Regions from separate parts of the Homo sapiens genome. Here region 1 is linked to region 2. Evidence: read pairs that join two places in POLR2A ChIA-PET (ENCODE). Cell type or tissue: IMR-90. All regions are shown on one strand. Links, peaks and the distances in the headings refer to the core of each region. The heading gives the core; the rest is flanking DNA.

The links. Peaks named below come from ENCODE experiments on the same cell type or tissue, not always from the same donor. Only the 100,000 strongest peaks of a DNase experiment are listed, where the experiment ranks them.
Region 1: POLR2A ChIA-PET joins it to region 2 with 10 read pairs; 3 of 35 experiments call an interaction of 5 or more read pairs at or near these places.

The regions. Positions count from the first base shown.
Region 1 is chr17:61,017,563-61,027,815 of GRCh38, reverse strand. The region is part of intron 16 of BCAS3 (BCAS3 microtubule associated cell migration factor); the gene reads right to left. Among named protein-coding and RNA genes, the nearest start is that of BCAS3-AS1, 110 kb to the left of the region's middle. In IMR-90, for the core only: no CTCF peak of the experiment used is centred there; no DNase peak of the experiment used is centred there.
Region 2 is chr17:61,202,972-61,213,224 of GRCh38, reverse strand. The region is part of intron 22 of BCAS3 (BCAS3 microtubule associated cell migration factor); the gene reads right to left. Among named protein-coding and RNA genes, the nearest start is that of BCAS3-AS1, 72 kb to the right of the region's middle. In IMR-90, for the core only: no CTCF peak of the experiment used is centred there; a DNase peak (open chromatin) is centred at 4,184; H3K4me3 peaks cover 315 bases; H3K27ac peaks cover 1,545 bases.

The DNA.
Region 1 (10,253 bases), core at 1,820-6,819, 190 kb after region 2:
AACACATACTGAGATATGTATCAGCTTATTTAATACTCATAGTGAGTCCATTACATAGGTACATTTAATACATAAGGAAATAAGAAATAGAAAGGTTTTAGAAAACTCCCCCCAAATCATATAGCTAGTAAGTGTGTCAATTGGGATCTAAGACCCAGGCAGTCTGACTCTTAACCATTAAACATTTTATACCATTCTTAACACATTCTACTTCCTATCTTTACATGAAAGTATTAAATATATTCGAATTCTTTTCTATGACCTTCCTGTCTAAGACTGACAAAGCTGTATTCTGTGCACTGACATGAAAGAATTTACCAAATAATTAAGCTATGATGAGTATGTGCTAATAATTCAAAATAATAAATTATTTAGGAGGTTTTATGTAAAATATATATTTTGTCATTATGTAGCTCCTTAAATACCTAAACTATTCAAAAACAGAACTTTTGTCTCTTTAGGACCAAATAAAATGCAACAAAAACTTTATAAGGTGCTTTTGGTATACCTTAAATATATTTATATTTCAAAATAAATCATGTCCTCAAATGCTATGCATGATATGTAGGTAACTTCTAATGCCATAATACTCAAAGCTTTAAACTTGGGTGTTAGCCTTGTCTTGTAATATTTACGAGCATTATGAGAGAATTCTTCTATTTAAAAAAAATTCATCTGTGGTTTTTTTTTTTTTGTTTTTTACTTTTTAAAGAATGAAGTGAAACCAAGAAAACCACTTTTCTAAAGCTTAAATATCAACATTCATGTTCCATCTACAAATTATTCAGTAACTTGGTGCATCTATCTGTGATCAGGCCATGCAACTGGAAACAAAACTACAAAACAAATTACTTTTTGAGAGTACAGCAAATGAATGAGGCATGCGGGACTGAACTGGAACTCACCATGGGGCTTTTATGGAAAAACACCCCGCTCCAAAGAGATAAGGCCTTCATGGAAAAGGGGGAAAAATGCACAAAAAATTAGAGAAAAACTCATTTAACATTAGCAAATACAAGTATATCATACTGTTATAGAGTATGGATAAAAATAACTAAAAAATTAGTAATCATTTACAATTCTGCTGTACATACTGTCTGATATAACCAATAAACAGAATGATGTGTAGTAACAAGGCCCTTAATTTTCAGAGTTAGAGATTCAAAATTTTCTATTTCTCCCCCTTTTCTGGAGCACCCCTGTAGTATTTCTAAGTTAAAATAAAATAAAATTCACTGCTGAAGCCCTTTAAAACAAGGTATAAGTTAAATGGAATAACCAGATGGAGAAGAGTGAGATCAATAGCAACAAATGTGTAGCTATGTGACACAAAATGGTTAAAATTAGCTAACGATGACTGGATAAAAAATTTGATATGAATTGTCTGCTTTTCACTGGTTCCAGTCTCAGAACCACAGAAAGAGGCACATATTTTTCAAGCTGCTTATTTGTCGTAAGTTGAATTGTATATTGTTGGTCAAAGGAAAAAACACTAAGTACAACTAGTATAATTTTTCTCTATTTTTGGCCATAATCCAGGAAATTAGGATATCTCTTAATAGTGGTCTAAGAGGTTAGCTTCCTTTACCTGGTCTGCACTAGATTAGGTTAGTACGCAGCAAACTAAAGCTACAATCACTTGTTTTAAATACAACTGGGAAACTGGGACTTCAATGTTATACATATTTCTTCTCAAAATTCTGTTCCTAGCATTTAAGATATGCCATGCACATCTGCACATAAAGAAAACTGAGTGATTTAATGATATCCAAACCAAATGGTACTGTAACATCTGACATTTGGAAATCATAACAAATGGAGGAGAAAAGCACATTGGTAAAATGTGGGTATTTCCTTCTTCAAAATTGGTTCTAGAATTAAAAAATAAAAATCCTGCTGATTAGCCTTAATTTTTTTCCCAGTAAACTGAGTATATTTGACCACAAAGCAAAACTTGAGAAAAATGTTTTCACGATAGTGAGTACAATTTTGAGGCTTGAAGCGCATTATATACAAAGAAAGGAACAGAGACACGCAAGAGATAACTAGAAGAAAGTGAGGTAGAAGGAAAAATAGGATAGATAAAAAATAAAACAAAACTTTAGAGATGATGCCAATGCCAATGCCAAGCAAGGATAGCTCTCTCTCAGTTAGATAAGAACATACCCAGCGGTACGATGTCAGCATCCACATTTAAAATAGTAGATTTTAAACTTTTTTGACTGTGAACCCATAGAAATACATTTTAAGGTGTAAGCTGGTATGTGCACGAGTACACACAAACAAGACAGAAACAATAATTTAATGAATGTGTTATCTGTAATAAATGTTACTATTTTTATTTCAATGTTTTATAAACATTAATGTTGAGATTATGTTACAATGCAGATAAATGCATATTCTAACACTGTGGGTCTGGCTGGGATCTGAGATTCTGTATTTCCGATAAGCTCCTAGATAACAGCAATGCTGCTGGTCCACAGAACCAGTGGCAGAATTGCACTTTTATTCTACTTCATTAAAGAAAAAAAAATGTTGGCCATAATCTCCTTATATGATTTCATGACTAATTACCTCAAAACCAAAATGTTACTAGAGCTCAGCTTGCAGTTTGACAAACACAGATTTAAATAACTAAAACTACTTGAAGACTACAATCTCTCAACTGAATAGTGAGCCCGTTCTGAAATGATAGGAAAAGGAATGGTTCACGCCATTTCTATATGCCTACAAATACCTCTAAAATGAAGAGGTTTTCGTTGTCATATAGTATACAACTTCTCTTAATTTCACCTAATTAGGCAAGACACCTGAACTAACCAAATTGTCCAGAAGTGACTGTAATCTGGAATGTCCAGGCTTACGTCGTTATATTGTACCTACTCAGGGCAGTCTCCCATCTCATCCAGAACATCAGCATATTGATTTATTATAAAGAATTTAGAAGTTTAACTTAGTCCTTATTACTTAAAAGGTTTTTCCATTGGCTGCAAAAACCAAACAAGCAAAAATGAAACAAAAACTTCAAGTGTCTAAAAATTCAAAAGACCATCTGATATTCCCTACCTGTAGAGCCAGTAAATACCTTTCTTCCAGGTTTAGGTTTCCTTTTATGTAAAAAGGAAACATACGTTAGCCAAAGAAAAATATAGAAACTTAAAAAAAAAAACCTCGAGATTTTCCTTTCCAGGCAGTAACATGTTGCCAAAAGGAGATTTCTCCAACTACTTCCTTGTCCCATAATCCTAAAATGCACCGTAAAACTCAGACACTGTAGTTTACAGGCCTGTACTAAATAAATAACATCATTGTTAAGTTTGAATACAGTAAGGTTCACTATTCACAATTTGACCCACTTGTGTTAGTTTAAAGTTATCCTAATTCAATCAAACTAGGATTCACTGGCTAACAGAACTCAAGGAGAAAGGGAACTGGAGAGACAAGGTTAGAACCTGGTTTAGCATGTACAATTGGCATGTATAAAATCTATACTCATCTGCCTCTGGCCTAGTCCTACAAGCTAGACCTCTGCCATATACATGTAAAAGAAGATCCACAAACTCCAAAGAATTATAGTGACTGACGTAATTACTGTCTTTGTATGGATAGTGTCAGCTGTTCTTTTGAAATGTGCCTGCTTCATCTTTCCTCAGTAGCAAAGGAATGAAAATATAAAGTCACAAAGTACAAATCCATGATCCAGCTGTCTTCACCTATGACTTCACTCTCCCCTCCCAAAAGTTCACAGCTATAGTTTCGTATTAAAGTGAGATGAGAGTGGAAAGAAAAAGAGATGATGTGAGTGGGAGTGTATACTGAATGAAATATTCTCTGTATTAACAGAGGCAACCCAAATTACTATATTCAAACTCGAATAATTGGTGTTTTCCAATCACCATTAAATTTTAGCAGGCTTAACAAATATGCCATATAAAACCTACTCAATTTGTCATAATTATATCCTTTTTGACCTGAATTCTGATTTTCAAATCTCAGGAAAATCTGGTCAAGAGACTAAAAATCCAGAAATATTACAGACTTATATATAGGCCACCGTGAAATGACCTGGCCATTAGTTCTCAAAGGGTTTCTTCAGGAGACTCCCAGAAGATAGGAAAGAATTATGTTTTATAACATACCATAACACTATGTAAGTCATTCAACTGATTCATTTTGTTGAATGCCACATGGTGCCACAAAGTCTTCAATCTTACTAGCTGAAAACAAGGTAAACACGAAGAATTTTTTTAATATGAGAAAAAAGCAAAACTAGATTTGATTTGAAATCCTCCAATCCTCTATAATCTGACTCTAGTGCTAAAAGGTATTAGTAACAATTCTGTTCAATCATCTCCAGAGTTAAAGAAGTACGTGGCATCTAAGAGACAAATTTTATAAACATACTCTATAAACCTTATTTTTCAATTAATCATGTCCTAAGACAATTCAGGCACTGCCACAGAACAGACATCAGAATGAGCCCATATAAATATTAAATGTAATAAACAGAGATGAAGCAGAGAAAAAGCTATACAACATTATGTGTCAAATATTGAAGCAGAGCCATATTTCTCTAAAAATAAATTCTAGGGATGCTAATGACTTCTAAATTCTGTGTGCCCTCTGTTAAAACAACAACTGAAGTGAACTTGCATTTCCCACATGCATATCAGTAAATTATTCCTAATATCATTTTTAAGTTATACTTTGAATTTTTCATTAATTTTACTTGCTCCCTACCAAAGAGACCTATCGTATTACTGGTAGTAAACTATTGATCTGTAGGGGAAACTGAAGCTAAAACAGACAAGTGTCTAATTTGAGATACACATGATACCCAATTTTAAGTGATAAACTCAAGATTTAGAAGATTTTCATTAGCAGGCTGGGCATGGTGGCTCATGCCTATAATTCCAGCACTTTGGGAGGCTAAGGCAAGACTGAGCGTAGGAGTTCAAGACTAGCCTGGGCAATACAGCAAGACCTATCTCTTCACAACATTTTAAAAATCAGCCGGGTGCGGTGATATAGGCCTGTAGTACCAGCTACTCAGGAGGTTGAAGTGGGACGATCACTTGAGCCCAGGAGTTTGAAGATACAGTGAACTATGATCACACTACTGCACTTGAGCCTGGGTGACTTTTCATTAGGAAAAAAACATTGATAATGTTAAAATTCTGTTATATGTGGCAAAAAAAGAGATGAACATAACATAAATAATGTCAAACTTCTGTAGAAATTTATGCCTGCTGACTTTTAAAAATATGGTATAGGCTGGGCGCGGTGGCTCACGCCTGTAATTCCAGCACTTTGGGAGGTGGAGGCAGGTGGATCACGAGGTCAAGAGAATGAGACCATCCTGGCTAACACAGTGAAACCCCATCTCTACTAAAAATACAAAAAAATTAGCCAAGCGTGGTGGCGGGCGCCTCCAGCTACTCGGGAGGCTGAGGGAGGAGAATGGTGTGAACCCAGGAGGCGGAGCTTGCAGTGAGCCAAGATCACGCCACTGCTCTCCAGCCTGGGCTACAGAGCGAGACTCCATATCAAAAACAAAACAAAACAAACAAACAAACAAAAAATATATATATGGTATATAGTAGACATCATCCAAAAAAAATTCCCAGATTTACAGTATGGTGTGGTTTAAGTACTCCACTGATATAGCAGAAAAATTGGAACTCAAACTATGTTAAATATATTGCATATGTAGTCACATCCATACATATTCCAATGAAAATACATTGTCCATTATTTAATATCTAGAACCAAACATCCATTGCTTAGCTATGAAGAACTGGTACTTACATAAGGCAGAAACATGAGGTGGGGAATTACCCAAGCTATTATATCTGTATCTAGTGGGTCTTTCTCCAAATATTTCCAATTTAATTCTCCGAACTTTGCCTATAAAGTTTAAGGCTCAGGCCAAACTGTGTAACTGAGCCAAGGTGTACCTAATTGAATTAAAATAAGGAATAGACCTTCTGCAAGGCCTACTATATGCCAATATCATTTACTCACATAGCCAAGTCTGATGGTAGATTTGGTCTACAAATATCAACTGGATGTGTCTGAATAAATGCTATTTAATGCTTCCATTTAATATCATTTAAAAGCATCTATGCTTTCTAAGTGGGGCCTGAGCCCATCAGCACTGGCTTACGGCTGCTCAACAGTCCTGAGGCTTAGAAATGGGACCAAAGAACTGGTAGAAACTCATACATGATAAGGATTAAAAGATTATAATCCATATATATAAACTTTTTTTTTTCAGGTGAAGAAATTTACCTAGGACACACTGGCAAATAGGTGCAGAACCCAGATGAGAAGAAGCCAGGGCCTCAGACTCCCAATTCCATATTTTTTCCACTACATTACTTAACCTACTTCTACAGGGTGCATCTGAAGCTTCCTAATAACCACCTAAATCTTCACAAAGAAATGAATAAACATGGCCGGGTGCGGTTGCTCATGCCTATAATCCCAGCACTTTGGGAGGCTAAGGCAGTTGGATCACTTGAGACCAGGAGTTCAAGACCAGCTTGGGCAACATAGAGAAACCCAATCTCTACAAAAAATACAAAACTTAGACAGGCATGGTGGCACACACCCACTTGTAGTCCCAGCTACTCGGGAGGCTGAGGCAAGAGAATCACCTGAGCCCAAGAGCAGAGGTTGCAGTGGGTGGAGATCACACACCACTGCACTCCAGCCTGGGTGACAGAGCAAGACTCTGTCTCAAAAGAAAAGAGAAGAAATGAAATGAGTAAATATAAAGATGGGGAGGGGGAAAGAAATGAGGAGCTACTTCCATTTAAGGAAAAGGAAACCTACGAGAGAGCAAATCATCCCATGTTTACTTCACAAAAAGTGCTCCACCTAGTAAGAGCAAGGAAGTAACTTCATTTTCAATTTTAATATTTTTTATTCCCACGGAACTACCTACCATGACTTCTTTTTGAAATTTACTGTTCTCTGCTTGTGTCCATAAAATAATTTGGAAATATAAATAATTTTAGATTTAAGCAGATAAAATTAAGCTCATTGATGAACATTTTTTTGTGAATTGTTACATAGAAAATATTTTTTAAAACTTGATCACTCACTTGATAATGCCAAACATCTATGAAATGCTGCTAATAAATCCCTACTACAAACCTAACATCCAAGATATGGTGCAACCTCTTAGCACCTAATTCCACTTTTAATAGATTAGGAGAACTATTCTTACTTACATATGATAAGAACATGATAACCTGGACTTTTTAAACCTCCAGTCTTAAACTGAAAGAAAACAGAGTCTGTTTGAATGGGTGATTATTGGAGCCAAATAATGTCTAACACTTCTTTTACCTCCATCAATGTATACTGTCACAGAGTTAAGCAGCAGCTGTTGCCAAAACAGGCCTTATTACCTCCAAGTGCTGCTTCAAGGTACTGAACAAGAAGGTGTAAATACATCTGTCTTCTGCTATTTGTAGTTCTACTGGCCTCATGTATGTCTCGCAGTGAGACAGATGGTCCCTGACACTGCACAGGCTTTCAGGCATATGTATTTGCAAACATAAGAAGGCAGATGTTGAATATGGTAAACACACGTTTTGTCCCCTTAAGGTTTAAGTTGAGGCTTCTATCTCAATTTGGGTATTTAATTACTGGATCCTAGAAATCTTTAGAAATCTCTACTTTAGAAATATAACACTTTATGGTTATTTTATGACCATGTGCAAAATACCTCGGACATAGATGAAGTGGAAGCTTATCTAACCTAAGTACATAATTTTACCAACTACATTATCAGGTATATTGAAAACAGAATATAATTTACCTGTCTATAAGTGGGTCACTCTGTGTTCTCTTTCTACATAATCCATGTCAAATACTTCTTGTTGATTTTATTTTAAAAATACTAGGAAAGGAATTTTATAAAAGCAAAGCTTGAGTAAATGAGAATTTCCAGAATAAAAAGAGACATGGAAAATGAAAACTCTCATGTGCTCATCACCCTGGTGACGTTAATGGAGCCATCAGATTTCTCAGCAAATACAATACAATTTAATGCCAATAATTAATGGAAATTAGCTAACTCCAGTCTTAAGAATTTGTCATAGTAAAAAAAATTTAATAAAATAAATATAGCCTTTAAAATCTAATAGGATGAAAGCTAATGGGATGAAATATTGTCTGAGATTTGTTTCAAAACTCAGAATATAGCAAAAATGAAAATTCACAGAATATATTTGGTTCTCACGAATCAAATATTACTTTTGACAAGGCAAAATACATGTATTTTAGTGAAAATGTTAAATTTTAAGATAATCAAACCATATATTATATTCTGAAAACTTTATGATTAAATGTTTTAGATAACTTATAGTAAAAGAACAATCAGAAAAGTCAATAGTAGTTTCCAGGTATAATCAACAAACTCTTCAGAGAGTGGCTTAAGGAGCGATCCCCAACCTTTTTGGCACCAGGAATAGGTTTCATGGAAGTTTCACTTCAGATCATGAGGCATTAGATTCTCATAAGGAGTGTGCAACCTAGGTCCCTCACATGTGTAGTTCACAACAATAGGGTTTGCACTCTTAACGAGAATCTAATGCCGATGCTGATCTGACAGGAGGCAGAGCTCAGGCGGTGATGCTCACTCGCCTGTTGTTCACCTCCTGCTGTGCGGCTCAGTTCCTAACAGGCCAGGGACTAGCACCAGTCTGTGGCCCAGGGGTTGGGGACCTCTGGCTTAAAGATATTGAGTCTTGTCATCTAGCAACAGTCAAGTATGACTGACCACTATCATCAAAGTCTTATCAGTCACTGTACTCTATATTAATAGGAAGGGATAAAAAATAGTAGATGGTGAGGGAAAAAAGGAACAGTAGGTTGGGTAATTTGTAGTACACTAAAGCTATGCTACAAGTAGAAAAATCATTATAGACAACAATTATGTGGAATTAAGAAAAACTAATGAAGTACGTTCAAGGTCTCTTCTTCTGATAACTGTACTACAGTTATATAAGAGAATGTCTGTGCCTTTAGAAATTACACATTGAAGTATGTAGGGATAAGGGTATATTAAGGCTGCAAAAACGTAACATGTTAGTGTATATGCAGGCAGAGGGAGAGAACGTGAATGACGTGTTAGTGTTTATGCAGGCAGAGGGAGAGAATATGAATGATAAAGCAAATAAGTTGATCTATTAACATTTGGGGCCGGGCGTGGTGGCTCATGCCTGTAATCCCAGCACTTTGGGAGGCCGAGGCAGGTGGATCACTTGAGGTCAGGAATTCAAGACCAGCCTAGCCAACATGGCGAAACCCTGTCTGTACTAAAAATACAAAAATTAGCTGGGTGTGGTGGCACACACCTGTAATCCCAGCTACTAGGGAGGCTGAAGCAGGAGAATCACTTGAACCAGGGAGGCAGAGGCTGCAGTGAGCTGAGATCGCACCATTGCACTCCAGCCTGGGAGACAGAGCAAGACTACGTCTCAAAAAAAAAAAAAAAAAAAAAAAAAAAAACTGGGGAATTTGGGTAGACAAGAATTCCTTTGGCTAGTCTTGAAACATTTCTGTAAGTCTGAAACTATGTCACAAATAAATTAAAACCTAGTACTCATTGTGGGACAAGTATCAATTATTCTCTCTAAACACTTCAATACAAGGCTTGCTAAAAAAGAATTCGAAACTATGGCAGAAATAAAATGGTATAAATTGAGATACAAAGCCTAGTAAACAATATGATACAAGTATCTTAACTAACATTTGTTTCAAAGCACATAAAACAACTCAAATTGATAACAGTTCCCTTATTAATAAATTGTTCATAACGCAACAGAATACATGCTCCAAAAATCTGAGAACAGAGAGCAAATTTTTGTAAGAAAAGGAAACATAAGAATTTTATCTAAATTCATAATGTGTAGTAACACAGGAGGACACCAAATGACTAACAGTTTCTATTCATCTCAGTGTAGAGAGAAATCGGGTTGTAAGAGGGAGAGAGAGAGAAAGAAAGCAAGAGATTTTATCTTCTTATGGAAAATTTCAAATACTACATAAAAAAGCAGACTCACTTCCTACCCCTCACCATAAATATTATGAATTAAATTCTAACATCATATCATTTTATGCACTAAACTTCAGTTACTATTTCAGAGATATATTTGGAGAAGCTCATTAGAAAAAGAGAGCTAATTCTTTGCATTATAAAACAGGACAGCTCTTATGTTAAAATTAAATAAACACGC
Region 2 (10,253 bases), core at 2,200-7,199:
GCACTCCAGCCTGGGTGACAGAGTGAGACTCAATCTCAAAACAAAAAACAAAAAACAAACAAACAAACAAAAATATATATATAACAATTTAACAAGGAAAGGAAACTAACACCTACATGCTAAATAGTGTGCTTGGTTCTGAGGAATACAGAAAAAGTGTGACATGGGTCCTGCCCCAAAGAACTATCCCAAACTATCTAGTTGGGATTCAAATCTAAAACATAAAAGCACTTATGTACAATATAATGAAAAAGGTATTAACTGAATAAGGGATAAAGTATAAGCAAAGGCTTTTGAAAGGAAGGACTTGGGACTCATATAGATACAGGCAAATTTTCCAAAGGGAGCCCACAGGAACGATGCTAACCAAATGCTATAGTCTAAGAATGGGGTATCCACAAAGGCCAATTCATTTTCTAATGAATGATTCTAATGAATTGTGATTCCAAAGAGAAGCTGAGAAATAGAAATTGGAAACTAGCACCACTGAATCTAATAAAGTTTCAGTTAAGGCTAGCATAGTCTCACTGCCTAAAGGCAAAAATGAAGGCATCTTGGGTAACTCTACTGACTTGAATACACAGAAATATTTATATGTTTATATGTATATATCTTTATACATGTATATGTTATTTTTACTATATTGCAAATATACAATATAGTTTTTATATATATATATATACACTTTATTCCATACCTTTTCTTTCGTTAATATAACAAAATTTAGGTAGCCTTTTGAACATACAGACACATTTTCTATAGACAAAGAATTATGCTTTATTACATATATCATCTTATATTTTAAAATTATTTGAGCTTCAAGGCTGGGCGTGGTGGCCCTCACTAGTTATCTCAGTGCTTTGGGAGGCTGAGGATGGAGGATCACTTCAGCCCAGGAGTTCGAGGCTGCAGTGAGCTATGATTACACTGCTGCACTCCAGCCTGGGTGACAGACGGAGACGCTATTTCTGAAAATAAATACGTAAATAAAAATAAAACTATTTGAGCTTCAAAATAGGATATCCTTCCAGTAGAACAGATCTTTTCATAGGTATGCTTTTTGTATAATCCTTAAGGAGCAACAAGTTGAGGATATAAATCTGTAAAGACCAGAATATTCCTATTTTGTTTTACAAATGACAGAAAACAATCGTGTACCAGTTCTTTCTAACATTAGCTGCTTTGTTTCTCCTCATAGCCTTACAGAAAAGATTATTTGCAACTCTTCACATCCTTACAAAATATTCAGACTCTTCAATGAAACAAGTTTCCCACATTGTAGAAACACCCACACAGCAAACTGCAACAGTGAATGAAATGGATTATAGTCAGATCTTTGACGATATTAACTTTATGCTAAGGCCCTGCCCTGGTGGGCAGCTTGCTCTCCAAGTCTATGCCTGAAATATTTTACCCAGTAAACATACTCTGGACCTTCAGATGAGCTGTTGAGCGGTTATTTGAAGCATAACACTTCATGTGTGGGAACAGACTGGTGTAAGTACAATGATGGTTCCTTGGCTGTAATGTCAGTGGCATTTTTTTTTTTTTTTTATGGAGAAATGACCTGGATGCAAACATAAGAAGTTCAGTCTAATGATGCATAATTCCTACTAGACCAATGCAAATCTGCAACACCAGCCTCAGGAGAGCCTGTCTGCCTTTCTCGGCCACCTCTGCTGTTGTAGACAGTGCTTTTTTCAGCCAACAGCTCTTAGGTGGAGCAACACTCACTTTAAATCAGCTTTCAAAGAGCTACTCATCCAAGGGAGGTCAACTCAAAAGGGCTCAAATTGGGCAGCTGGGAAATCTGCACTAGAGACATGACAAAAGAAGTCAAAAGGGACACAGTGGGAGAATGACTGTCAAAGAGGCTGGAGTCTCTGGATGTTTAAACCTGTGTTTGAAAAGTCTTACAGATCACAAATACAGTCAGTAAGGAAGCACAACCCCTTGGTGGCCAACTGGATTATCATCTGAACACACCAGACAATGATTACTGATTACAGAGTGGGGAAAGGGAAGCAGAGGTGGTTCCAACCTTTTTTGGGAGAATTTTAACGTCATTCCATTTCTTCTGAATAACTGAGCATGCCTCCAAACATTACTATCTGCAACTGCCTTTTCTCCCCCGTGCCTCAGGCCTTTTCTCCTGTCCCCCACCCAGCGCTGGGACCCTAGCTTGGGGAAGACTATGGGACCCTAGCTTAGGGAAGCCTTTGGCTCATCATCTCTGTGGGTATGGATTAAGCTGACCTCAGATAGATTGGTGATAGACTCTTTTCAGACTCTATCTGAAAAGACTGCTGAATGAGGTTTATACATGCCTTTGTTTCCCCATGATAACCCCTAGGTATCTGCAAAAAAGAAAAATGTCCGTGAAAAGCGGCTTCTCTGGTTTTGTCTGTCTGCAGCACAACTGGCTATGAGATGGGATAGAGAGTGTGCTCGTAGTTGAAAAGGTCCCTTCCTTCTCTCCCCTCATTCATGTATGTTATTACTCAGTTAGGGAAACACTTTGTGATCCTATTTAATAGTTACCTCTAAAATTACCTCTGCCAAGCAGTTCACTATTACTGACAACACAAGGCCATTCTTAGCACCTGGTCACAGAGCAATTTCAGTGACAGTTCCTACATGAAAACTTAGTGAATCTCAGGCTTTTACTGATGTTATCTTACTCTTACCCACTAGGCATGAGCTGGGAAAGAAATTCAGAACCCTTACTTCTTACTGCTGGCTCTCTCTTTCAAGTCTTGTCTCCAATATTTACTCCTTTAGGAGTTCTGGATATCATCTCATAAACTATAAAGGTAAATTTCTAAAGGGTTCCAAAGGAAGCCTGCCTTCAGAGTTAACAAGCCACTGTATTAGAAAAATTGTGAATTTCCTTTGTATACAACAGGATCAAACCCACCAGGTTACTTCACCCCTCAGGAGATAAGTTACTCCTGTGCATGACAGGATGACATTAACATCCACCACAGTGATGATGTGAGCACATATCAGGTCAATAGGTGCCAATAATTCTGAGATATGGATAAATTTTAATCTTCTTCCAATTCTATATTTTTTGTGAAATCTGACACAGTCCCTCTACAACTGATGGAATCAACTCCCAAATGTGGTGAACTTCGTGTCTAATTAAAGCACTCTGCAGAACTTCCCTGCGTGGGCTGAAGACTGGACCACATTCAACTGGGTTTCTGTTCAGCCTCTTTAAGAAGCAGTGGCAGCAGCTCCCCTACAAAATGATCCAGGGAAGCCACCTAAAAGGGTGGGTGATCTTCATAAATGGACAGGAAACAGAAAAGACGAATATTGGGCGGATGACAGATCCCTTAACTGGCCTTCAAGATACAAGCTGTTCTATTAAACATAGGGCCATTATGCTGGCCGGCCATCCACTTTAAACCCCAGAGTGATTAAAATGCTGGCAGGAAATGAAAGCTCTCTATTGAAGGTCCTTCCCTGAGGTCCTAATTTCAAACCAAATTTTACAGCACCGCACAGGAACAAAGGAAGCCCAGTCTTCCAAGTCTTCTTTTTGTCACTTTGGACAAAGACACCCCCTCATATTCCTCAAAGAACAATGGTCTCTGTACAGCCACAGCCACGCCAAGAATGGGCACAAACCATACAGAAACACATTTTAAAAATACATTTTACACTGCCCTTGACATTTCGGATAAATAGAAACCACTGCACTGAAATTCCAAATATTTCATCCTTTCCCTCCTCCCCTTGCCTTTATAATGAGAATTTTCCTATTCTCCCAATCTACTTGATCTTTGACATTTTGGCCTCTGTGAATGGAGGACACAGTAGAGTAGTCAAATACATTAATTATTCAGATAATTGCATTTTATTAAAATAATCACTGTAACCAAGACAATCACGATTTTCAGCAACAGAAGAGGACAGCAAGTTTGCCTACAAATCTTTTTAAATTGAAACGGCTCTAGAGTCATTCCTACTCCACAGTCCACTGTAAGCAAGCCAGGGAAAAGACGTTATCAGAACAAGATTTTTTTTTTTTTTTCACTAGCTGTTGTTTCGGGGTGGCCTTTTTTTTTTCTTCTTCTTCAGCAAAAACAGCTTTTATGTTTTTACTGAACCATTTCAGATTCACTCTTCCACACAGTGGATGTTTACTTGGATTTGGCAGGCTGAGAACAGCTGGTTGTTTGCTAACAAATGGAACATGAGACCATATGTTTCAACATTTAAGCAATTTTGAACCAACCAGAGGTATAATTCTGAGTGTCTTTTGCTGAAACTGTACATTAAATACCCAAAGGATCTGAGCTACACAAGAGATACAGGCCCTCCTTTTTTTTTTTTTTTCCTTTTTAGCACTTTTCTCTTAGCAACAAAACCACTCTACACCACTTATATCATAGACTTGCACTGCAAGTTTGCAGAGAGCACCAGCGAGCTGACAAGGGCTCTACTGCAGGGGCAGCTGTATTTTAAACAGGAAAAGACAGCTAAGCAGACCTTTTCCTTCTAATTCTGTTTGGGAACAAAATGTGTCTGAGGCTCTCTCTAGGGAGCATCAACAACATGGATACCTGCTTTCTTCATAGAAGCGTGGACCTAGTAGCTTTAAAAGAGAGTCTCTGATATTAGCATTTGGGATGACCACGTGCTTTGTTTCTCCCTCTCTCTTTTCAGAACATCCTCAAATTAAGCTGAGCTAATGAGATTCGAGTTAAACTCAAGCTGTTATGGACAAGAAATGTCCACAACAGAAGAAAAACTCTCAGTTTTTTAACGACACTTACTAGCACATTTCATTTCTTCGGTGCTTCAAGATTAATCATTAATAATGTTAGAAAATGAAACTATGGATTTAAAGTCAGGCTGAGTCAGAGCTTAGCAAGGCTTTAACAGAACATCAAGAAGAAAATTCTCTGGTCCCTGGGAGGAGAAGAGTCCCGCTTTAGACAAAATGAAACACAGTGAAAAGTCAAATATATGAGTAGACAATACAATAACTAAAATACCAAGCCCAGGAAAGTGGAATAGGAAGTTACTAGTCTCTGGAAAGTTCATGAAACCTTCCCATCCTGAATTTAGATTTGAAATACTAAGTAGAAATCAATAAATTTTTTATAAGCCACTTTCTAAAATATTAAATAAGTTACTAAGATATAATAAAAAAGGGTATGTGATCAACATTATCTCCTAAGTTTTTTGTTATTTCCATATAAAAGACTAATAGTAATTTTCCCCTCTAATTCTATTTAAAAGCAAGAATCTGACTGAGAATTTTGCAAAGCCAATGTTTTTAGCCATGTTACTAATAAGATCTCAGCAAAAACAGAAAAATTATTCCTACCCACCACTTCTCACTAAGCAACACACAAATATATATGTACCTTATTTCTCTTAGTTTAAATCTCACAACTCTAAGAAAACTGAAAAATGGGCACTCTGTGAGCATATTTCTTTGAGCCATGTAAGAGGGCGGATTTTCTCCTCTGGATTCTAAAGCAACATAGAAATTTGGGTGGGAGGCTAAGAAGCAGATATATTCAAGTTTCTAAGATGCTAACCACTGCACAAGGAAATATGTATAAAGATGTTCACTGCAGTTTTGTTTGTAAATGCAAAAAAAGTTAGACAACATCCATAGGGAAGCCATCAACTAGATGATAATACCTTCACAGAATAGAATGCCATGGGAAACAGCTTGGTGATTAGGAGCACAGCTTCAGGAGCCAGGGCATCTTGGTTTGAATCTAGTCATGCATTCACTGTCTTTGTAACCTTGGACACATTTGGGATCTTTCTTGAACTTAGTTTCCTCATCTATCAAAGAATAATAACAGTATCTGCATCCTAAAGTTATAATGAAGATTAAATGAATTAATATATATCTTCATCTAGAAATATTAATACACAGACAGTAAGAAGAACAAGACAGATGTATAAGTATCATACTTATCGACAAGAAAACGATGTCAATCACTTGTACCCATAGGCTGGAGAACAGGTGATATAGTAATATAAGGACAGAGAAGAAAAATAGGAATTTCTGTTCTTTTATGTGTGTAGCCAATAAACGTTTGAAAAACATCTCTGCTATCCTTGGCACACTGCAAGAGTTCATGTGAAGAAAACTTCGAAAAGGTGCTAAGAAAGAACAAATACTAATATTGCATCTTCAAATAAAGAGGTGCTTGAAAAATATACTCTGTTGTAGCTTACGTGTCACTTCTTCCCCTGACATATCTGTTCTTTCCAAACAAAATTATTTTGAATCCATGTAGAAATCAAATTAAAAAAAAAAACACCAAAAACCAAAAAACAAACAACAAACCATACAAAACAACTTGATTGGATCAAAGTAAAAACTGGTACATTCATAGGGGATTCCCCCTTCACAATTTTTTTTTTTTTTTTTTTTTTTTTTTTGAGACAGAGTTTCGCTCTTGTTGCCCAGGCTGAAGTGCAATGGCGAGATCTTGGCTCACGTCAACCTCTGCCTCCCAGGTTCAAGCGATTCTCCTGCTTCAGCCTCCCGAGTAGCTGAGATTACAGGTGTGCACAACCATGCCCGGCTAATTTCTGTAAGTTTAGTAGAGACGGGGGTTTCACCACGTTGATCAGGCTGGTCTCGAACTCCTGACCTCGGGTGATCCATCCGCCTTGGCCTCCCAAAGTGCTGGGATTACAGGTGTGAGCCACTGTGCTTGGTCCCCCCTCACAATTTTCTAATCTAAAAATGCAGTTTAGTTAATATTATAGTCACTCATAGTACCCAAAGGAACTACCAACATTTATGGATATATTAATATGTACAAACGAAGTTAAGTATGACCTTACTGATTTTAAAATATAAAGAAAGTGACCCTCCGCACTAAACAAGCATCTAGACATCTCTGCTTCAGAATTTGGAGAACACTGCAGACACGATGAACGCAGAATGCCTGAGGTTGCCCTGTGCATAAGGCAATGGTTCCACTGTGTTTAATTAGGGTTTTGCCAGGATTATGACTCACCCCATACATCTCAATCTGTCCAGGATTCACTTATTCATTCATCCACTCAAGAAACATTTAGCAAGTGCCTATAACTAGAGTGCAAGAAACAGAGGGGCCTATACAAACTTTCACTGGCTACGACTTGTGTTCTCCATATAAATGAAAAAAACCTACAGACGTAAAAGAAAACCAGAAGTGAGGAGTGTGCTTATTACTCATCTCAGTTGACTCTTCAGTTGGGAAAAAAGTTCAAATTCTACTGGTCTGATGGGTACAGATCACTGAAAGAGCTTTGGGGACATAAATTATCTTCCTAACTAAGCAAAAGGGCTGTCTTTTTGGTTGTGTTTGCCTTATCTTTTGCTCCCGAAACAGTTTCACACCCTAAGAATACAATGACTATTCACCTATTCAGTCCTTGCCTGGCAAAACTAGGTACACTCTGCGGCTCCTACAAAGCTTCAGAAACTTTAAATTAGCCATTTTAAGACTAAATAGAGTGGGAAAAGCATGCTGGGCAAGAGTCTAAGGAACATAAAAGAAGCATATCCTCTGATGAGGAGCCCTTTCTCCTGCTCTGCTTCACTCCAGACCAACGGCAGGGTTAGGAGGCGCTACAGCATGTGGTAGCAATCACACAGACCAATTTGTTCTGAGTATGTCAAGGTCAATGACATTATGGCTGAGGAGACTGTCTTGAGTCCTGGAAGTCTGCAATAGTTCCTGAATGTCACACAGGATCACCTAAGGTGTTTGTTTGCCATTTCCTTGATATTAGCTCTCTCAACAGCTATCTTTCTTGTAGAATTAGAAGTATGCAGAAATGAAAATACCTCATTCTGGTGGTCTTCTGTTGGTCAACAAATAAATGGTACTGATGTTGACAATGTGGGAGGCCCACCAGGAAGTCCAGCTGTATATGCTGAAATGTAACCAGTTTTCCTTCCTAAAACATATTTTATCAGTAAACTATTCTCTGGCTGTATCCAATTTAGGATATATTCTGTCTGTTCTGGCTCTAGAAGACAGAAAAGGAGGAAAATAAATAATGCCTTTTTTTTTCTTTCAGTTTCAACCTTTTTTTCATAGGTAGAAATGAGAAAAATAATACTTCTTACTTAGTGTGGACCAAAAGTTAGCTTTTGATTGCAGATGGAATCGGCCTCCCTAAATTTTTATCCTGTCATTCTTTAATTTTTTTTGAGACAAGGTCTCACTCTGGCACAATCATGGCTCACTGCAGCCTCAACCTCTCTGGGCTCAGGTGATCCTTCCACTTCAGCCTCCTGAGTAGCTGGGACTACAGGTATGTGCCGCCACGCCAGGCTAATTTCTATATTTTTTGTTGAGAAGGTGTTTTGCCCTGTTGCCCAGGCTGGTCTCGAACTCCTGGCCTCAACTGATCTGCGTGCCTCAGCCTCCTAAAGTGCTTGGATTACAGACATGAGCCACCATGCCAGGCCAATTCTTTAATTTTTTGTCGAGTTTTTCTAAATGCTTATTAATAAGTTCCAAGGCAGTTTTTCATTCTCCGCCAAGGTAAAGACTGAGCAATTAATGGGAATGAGATTTAAAGAAAAACGAAAACAAAAAAACCCTGGTACTGTGTTTTCAGAGGCAATTATATTCTAGAAATATTTAATAAAGGGGCTATAAATTCTGTTTTTAAGAAAGTTACAATGATGAAGCAACAACACATTTTGTTATTTTTAACATGGGTATTTCAGCTTAAAAAATATTCCACTCAATGTTTCCCAAATTCAATTTTTCACATAATGCGCAGTCAAATATGAATGTGGGAAAAAAAGACAAATCCAAACATAGAATATTATTTTCAAAAAATAGTGAACTAAATGTAAAGGTCCCGTAAAATGTGATATCTAGAATCTTCTGAACTCGTTCACATGACCTTCATTCTATTTATAGAAATGCAGCAATTCCCATTTGAATACAGAGCAATACCTTGTAGGAGAATTTGGTTTAGCACAAATAAACTTGAGAAAAGTGTTGACTTAAAAATAAAACACTGAAAGAGGAGGGAGAGTTTCTCTCCCTCTGTGAAAATTTCCGGAAAAGTTGTAAACAAAGGCAGGTTTGGCTCAGAGACTGAGTGACTCTGGTGAGCTGAGGAGGATGAAGAGTGTATCAAACCTCCCAGAGCGAGGAAACATTTGTAAAACAGTTAGTAAATCACAGGCGGCTAGGGTCACCAGGCTGAACAACCCGAGGACAGGCTGCCAAAACCCCAGCTGTGAAAGAAGGGGGCCGGGCACTGCCTCCCAGCTTGAACCCCATTTTGAATGATCTCTTGGTTCCATTCTCTGCCCTTTGCCTCTGTCACTTCAGAGCTCTGATAGCAATGCAGTTAATTAGCTCTGGGGCAGGGGCAGTGCTGACTGTCCCAACTGAGTGCCAAGGAGAGGACACTCGTATACTGAAAACATTCTCTGCAGAGTGACACTGATTGAGCTTTTGGTCTCGGGGACAAGGCTGAAAGTTCCAGCTGGGAAGAAAGAATCACACTCAACCTGAAACAAAAAAATGGTTACAAAGATGAACGGAAGGCAAAATATGTAGCTCAAAGTTTCCACGAATTTAAAAATATCAAGTGTTTTTTGATCACTTTTCTCCCTAACTAGTCTGTAATACATCTGTTGTTCTTTTCCTGATTTTACAGAAATGGCAATGTGGAAACTGTTAAGTTCTTCATAAACTATCTTTTTGGTTCCCCTCTTATCCCCCAGAAATCAGGAAGACAAAATAAAAATTGTAATGAAGCCCAGGCGCGGTGGCTCACACCTGTGATACCAGCACTTTGGGAGGCCGAGGTGAGCAGATCACAAGGTCAGGAGTTTGAAACCAGCCTGACCAACATGGCGAAACCCTGTTTCTACTAATAATACAAAAATTAGCCAGGTGTGGTGTCGGGCACCTGTAATCCCAGCAACTCGGGAGGCTGAGGCAGGAGAATCATTTGAACCCAGGAAGTAGAGGCTGCAGTGAGCCAAGATCGTGCCATTGTACTCCAGCCTGAGTGACAAGAGTGAAACTGTCTCGAAAAAAAGAAGAATAAAAGAGAAGTCTTGAAATTGTGAGGGGAAAAAACTATTCCCTTTTAGATCTAGGAGCTACACATAAATAAATAAAATTTAATGTAACTTAAATAATTTTTTTGAAGAGAGAGCTAGTGCACAGTAAACTTCTTCAGCAACCACACAAAATTTAATATTAGCCCTAATTCACAGCAGAGGAAGACTACTT